Linked DNA regions of Homo sapiens: region 2 is linked to region 1. A link is an interaction called in ENCODE POLR2A ChIA-PET data of the cell type or tissue named here. Cell type or tissue: OCI-LY7. All regions are shown on one strand. Each heading gives the region's core, and the rest is flanking DNA. Links, peaks and the distances in the headings are about the cores only. Region 1 overlaps ARHGAP26 (Rho GTPase activating protein 26). Region 2 has its middle 65 kb from the start of ARHGAP26-IT1.

Region 1 (2,928 bases), core at 232-2,731:
AAAGTAGTTTGGGTAGTTGTATTAAAAATCTCTCAAAAGGAACCAATTACATTAGTAACTGAGGGTATATATAGACAGCTTGGGTAATCCATGGAGAGCTGTGATTTTCCATATCTCCAGAAAGATTCTATTTCCTGTTCTCTTTGCTGACAAAGATGGATAGATTAAAATACAACAACAATCTCCACCTTTATTTGAGTAATATTAAAGGAGCTTCACAATTCAAACAATTATTGGTTTATCTGGGATTTATTGGGGGGAATATATGTGTTCAAATGCACAACCTACCTTATCACATTAATGAAGAGTATCTTACACAGCACTTGTCACTAAAAAAAGAAAATAGCCCTGTGGCAGAAGCATTCTAGCTCAACACCCAAGTAAATCTAGCTTGCTTCTGAACCCTAACAAGGAGAGGAACAAAAAGAGTACAAGCAAGAACCATTGGAAGGGAAGTCAACAAAAAATTTAAAAATAAAAATTGATGAACAAATTACAAAAGCCATGACCACAGGACAAGATTAGCTTCCTGAGCAGGCAAGAGTACCAATGACTATTTCAACATAGTGAAGCATCCAGTCATACCTTTTTATTAATTTTGCATATCAACAACTGTTTGAAATATCAAAGAAATAAAATGCGACTTCTAAACACCTGTCAGTTGCCAAACCAACTATATTAACTAATGTACATTTTGTGCACAAAGTCCAGAACTAGTCCAATGGATTTCAATGTCACCAATATTTTGGTAAAAGCAGATCAAGGCAGATTGGTGGCCCAAATCAACTCAAATTGAGCTAACTACATTGTAAGTCACTAGCATTTTATTGGGAATGCGAGGTTGCTTAGGATTTAGTGCTTAGTCCAGGTGTTAAGTGGGGGTCATCCATGATTGCTAGCTCCTCTCCTTGACATCTGAGGTTGAAAGTTAACACATTAAAAAGGGGCACCGATCTTTGGGGATTTCTGAGAATTAACAGCTCAATGATCAACACTCCCACCTCTTCCAAAGCTAACTGATGGACTAGGGAAGGAATTATTATAACTTATTTTGTCAAACATTAATAGGCATCAAAAGAGGCAATGCTGGCAAAAGCCTGTGGTACATAACACATGAACACACACATATCCTGCTCCATGTACAGAAACCGTTTCGAGTGCCACAGCCACAAGACACAGCATGGATTGTTACAGAACAAGTGCAATCCTACTATTATGTGTTGGAATTTAATAGCAAGGGGACACACACACACATACACTAAGTAGCCTGAAATTTCATGTTGAACCAAAACTATGAAAAGCAAGCAGTTTGTTTTCTTGATATGGTTGTCCTTCTTAAACATCTAAAATTGTCATAGTCATTAGCAAGTAAGCGTTTAAAACACTAAGTAAAGGGAAAACCTTGTAATAAATATAATTTCTGGGCTTTGAGATCTTGGACCATGACAGCATTCAATATTTTGTTTGAAAATCTTAGCTGGAAGCATAAAAATATTGGTTGCTTTAACCATAACCTTAAGTTTTTGCCTACTTTATGTTTTAAGACTCAGTGTGATAAGGTGTGAGTTTGGAGAAAAGATTCTGTTCATACGGAAATGGTAATTTTGCATAACTGACTGCTACCTTAACATAGCGTGGGAAGAGCCAAAATCTTTGCCATCTGAGCTTTCAACTCAGAAACTTGACTGTAGCTAAAAAGAGCTACACCATCAAATCTACTCTTTAGTTCTCATATAATTCAAGGAGAGTCCACGGTAAGGAGTCACTAATAGGAAATGATGCTATGAGCTAGTATTTCCCCTTAGGAAGTCTGGCAAAAAGAAACAAATTAAGAATCTCTCTCTAACCTCCAAGCAAAGCCTGTAGGTCAAAGGTGACACTATCTGAGCTGCAAGTTTAGAACAGTATGGTTAACTCTATTGTGTTATTTGTTTAATGTGTGATTTTGATGTCAGCAATCAAAGTACTATTTGGTTCAGCTTCCAAGGATGTCTTTCTAAAGTGCTGACATAATCATTTTAGCCTCCACTTGGAAACTTCTGAGAGCTCCCAGTTTTCAGAAGTCAGTTCAAAACCTTTTCCTATAGTTTTCAGGACCCTTAGCAAATGGACTGAATCCAACTCTCTGGCATCATCACCCACTACTTGCTAACAACCCACAGTCTTTCACAACCATGCCATTTTAATACAAACAACTTGATTAATGCTGCTCCTCTGAGTGGCTGTCCCTCCTATCTCTACTCTTTCTCTGCCTAGAAAACTTCCATTGATCTGTCAGAGCCCAATGCCAGTAGAATTAAATTATTTATCCTCAGTGATGCCATAACACTTTATTCATCTTACTGGAGGTCATTTAGCACACTGTATTATAGTTAGTTCTATCTTGATAAAATGGGAGTGCCTTGAAAAATGAAGGACCTATTTTACTTATCTTTGGCTAATGGTAGATATTCAATAAAATGCTTACTGCACTGAAAAGAGATTAACTAGAGTAGATTTTAATAGCTTGGGTTCTGAGAGTAGTACTAAGTTCAACCCCTGTTCCTCTCCTAATCAGCTGCTTCTTAAAGTGTCTGCACTTCAGGCTTATAATTTGTAAAAACAGAGCTAAAAATATCAATTTTATAGGGTTGCTGTGAAAATTGAATGATGGATATAAAGCTGCTTAGCACAATATCTTGTAAACAATAAGCTGTAAGTAAAAGTTAGCTATTACTATCATCATTATTATTTCTGGACTGTATTCATTTAAAGGATTCATTAATTTTAATTGAGTAAACAATCAGTATGTATTACCAACATGGAAAAAGAAAAATTTCCATGAGCCCCCAAACATAATATCATATCTCCTAGCTGTTTTCCTCTCTGTCTCCTCCTAATCTAGGATATTTATTTCCCAGAATTGTGCCAAACACTGCTTCCCTCCCA
Region 2 (2,928 bases), core at 246-2,745, 130 kb before region 1:
GAGGGCGGTAGCTCACGCCTGTAAACCCAGCACTTTGGGAGGCAGAGGCAGGCAGATCACTTGAGCTCAGGAGTTCGAGACTAGCCTGGGCAACACGGCGAAACTCTGTCTCTATAAAAAATACAAAAAAATTAGCCAGGCATAGTGGTGCACGCCTGTGGTCCAAGCTACTCGGGAAGCAGAGGTGGGAGGATTGCTTTAGTACCGGGAGGCAGAGGTTACAGTGAGCTGAGATAGTGCCACCGCACTCCAGCCTGGGTGACAGAGTGAGACAACTTAAAAACAAGAAAAAGAGAACCAGAGAGAAGAAAGAAAAGAAAGAAAGAAAGAAAGAAAGAAAGAAAGAAAGAAAGAAAGAAAGAAAGAAAGAAAGAAAGAAAGGAAGAAAGGAAGGAAGGAAGGAAGGAAAGAAAAGAAAAGAGAGGGGGAGGGGGAGGGGGAGGGGAGAGGAGGGGAGGAAAGACCTTGGTTTAAATGTGTTCCAATGCTGACTCTACCATTTACTAGGCATATAATCTTGGGTAAGTTGCCTAACTTCTCCAGGCCTCGGGTTTTCTAATTGGGGAAACAACAGTTCCTACTTCACAATGTTGTTATGAGAATTCAATAGTAAAACATGGGAAATGGTCAGCATCCTGAATGTTTAAAAATGTTAGCCATTGCTATCGTCCATAAAAATCCATCCTGAATCAGCTTTAGTTTCATGTAAACTGCATGTAAAAATAGAAAAGACACCTTTTCTCTGACTCAAAATGTAGAGTACAATAAATGGAATGACAACCATTAAAACAGTCTTCTTTGCTGATGGGGCTACAGTAGGCAAGCCATTCTCATCAAAGACAGATGTGGCACTTTGGGACCCGGTCCTTTTCTGTGACAATGCCCCTCTGGACTCCTGAATTTGGCTCACCCCACTCTCCAACAAGGCAAGTTACTACTAGGTTTCTCTGTTTAAAATATCTATATTTAAGAAAACTGAAGCATATGTCCCCACAAAGGCTTATACATAAAATGTTCATAGCAGCTTTTTTCATAGTAGTCAAAAATTGAGAACAACTAAGTGTTCACTAACAGTGTATAGATAAGGAAATTATAGTGTATTCATAAAATGAAATACTGCTGTGATAAAAAAGAGTGGTACATGCAACAACACGGAAGAATCTCAAAAACTGTTGAAAGAAAACAGACACGAAAGAGCACACTTTGTATGATTCTATTTATTTGGAATCCTAAAAAAGGCAAACTAATCTACAGTCACAGAAAGGAGATCAGTGGTTGCCTAGGGCCAGGGGTTAAGGGTAGATAGATGTTGACTGGGACACTATGTAGGAGGGAATTTGGGAGGATGACAGAAATGCCTTATATCCTGATTGTGACTGCAGTAGTTACAGGAGTGTATATATTTTTCAAACTCATTAAACTGTTTGCTTAAAATGGGTACATCATATCACATGTAAATTATACTTCAATAAAACTGATTTTTATGAAAGCAATGAAAAAAATCTAGCCTACATATGACCACAGTGTGTGTGTGTGTATATATATGTATGTGTATATATATGTGTATATATATGAACAATTTTTTTCTATGTAGGTCTATACATACATTATATAATATATAATCACTAATTTTATAGAACATTTATTATGTTTCAGGGACTACTCAGAATAGTGCTTTACATTTAATGCTCACAACACCCCTTGAAATAGGTACTTTTATAATCCCCATTTTATGGGTGAAGAAAACAAGGCATTGAAAAGTGAACTTTCCTAAGATCGCAAACCTGGTAAGTGGCAAAATTGTGATTCAAACCCAAAAAGACTGGATCCAGAGCCCATGATTTTAACCACCATGTTATAATGTCTTCATACACACACACACACACACACACACACACACACGTACACATGCACTAAGTATCTGGAAGGAAATACCTGACAACGTTAATAATGTTTATTTCTGAATGATAGAATCTCTCTAGAGGTTTTAATCCTTTACAATTTCCTAATTTTTACGCAATGATTGGGTATTTCTTAGGTTATTTGAAAACAATAATAAACTAGTGTATATGGATCTTATCCACTTCAGTAATACTAGTTTTACTAATACAGTAGCTGTATAATGATTTTAGCAGCAGATTTTTTTTCAAAGTCTTATATGATACATATATAATACAAAATAAAGACTATTTGATTAGCATTTTATTAGTATACATTATGTTCAAATTTATATTTATGTTTTAGTGAGCTCAGAAAATTCTAAATTATAAGTTAGGTCTGATAGTTTATATTCCATATAAACTTCAGGATCCAATTTATCAAAAATAATCTTGATGTACACAGATAAGTGTCTGCAAGTGGTAATAGTTTTTCTTCACCAGTTTACTTCACAATCTTAAGCTACTCTTCTATTAAAATGGCTTAGAAACTTAAAAGATGGATAACAGAAAATGATTTAAAGGTTGACTTTAAAGAAATGAAAAATTATTTTAAATACTGAGTCATAAAATCACCAAGAATTTAGCAAATTAGTATGAATGAATGAATATCTTACTGTTTACATTCCTTATCACAAATATAAAAAACAGAAACAAAGCATCTCAATTATAAACTGAAATTACAATAATAATATTACCGCCACTGCTAAATATTCATTAGTTTTAATAACTTTACTGAATCTCATGCTTTTTTTTTTTTTTTTGAGACAATGTCTCACTCTGTCACCCAGGCTGGAGTACAGTGGTGCGATCTCAACTCAGTGCAACCTCTACCTCTCGAGTTCAAGCAGTTCTCATGCCTCAGCCTCTAAGTAGCTGGGACTGCAGGTGCACACCATTATGCCTGGCTAATTTTTGTATTTCTAGTAGAGACAGGGTTTCGCCATGTTGGCCAGGCCAGTCTCAAACTCCTGGCCTCAAGTGACCAGCC

What was found. Peaks named below come from ENCODE experiments on the same cell type or tissue, not always from the same donor. Only the 100,000 strongest peaks of a DNase experiment are listed, where the experiment ranks them.
Region 2: POLR2A ChIA-PET joins it to region 1 with 14 read pairs; 3 of 35 experiments call an interaction of 5 or more read pairs at or near these places.

The regions. Positions count from the first base shown.
Region 1 is chr5:143,125,529-143,128,456 of GRCh38, reverse strand. The region is part of intron 18 of ARHGAP26 (Rho GTPase activating protein 26); the gene reads right to left. LOC124901098 (a long non-coding RNA gene) reads left to right here and starts at 2,885. Exons shown (of 2, transcript XR_007058980.1): 1 at 2,885-2,928. In OCI-LY7, for the core only: no CTCF peak of the experiment used is centred there; no DNase peak of the experiment used is centred there.
Region 2 is chr5:143,255,742-143,258,669 of GRCh38, reverse strand. No RefSeq gene overlaps it. Among named protein-coding and RNA genes, the nearest start is that of ARHGAP26-IT1, 65 kb to the right of the region's middle. In OCI-LY7, for the core only: no CTCF peak of the experiment used is centred there; no DNase peak of the experiment used is centred there.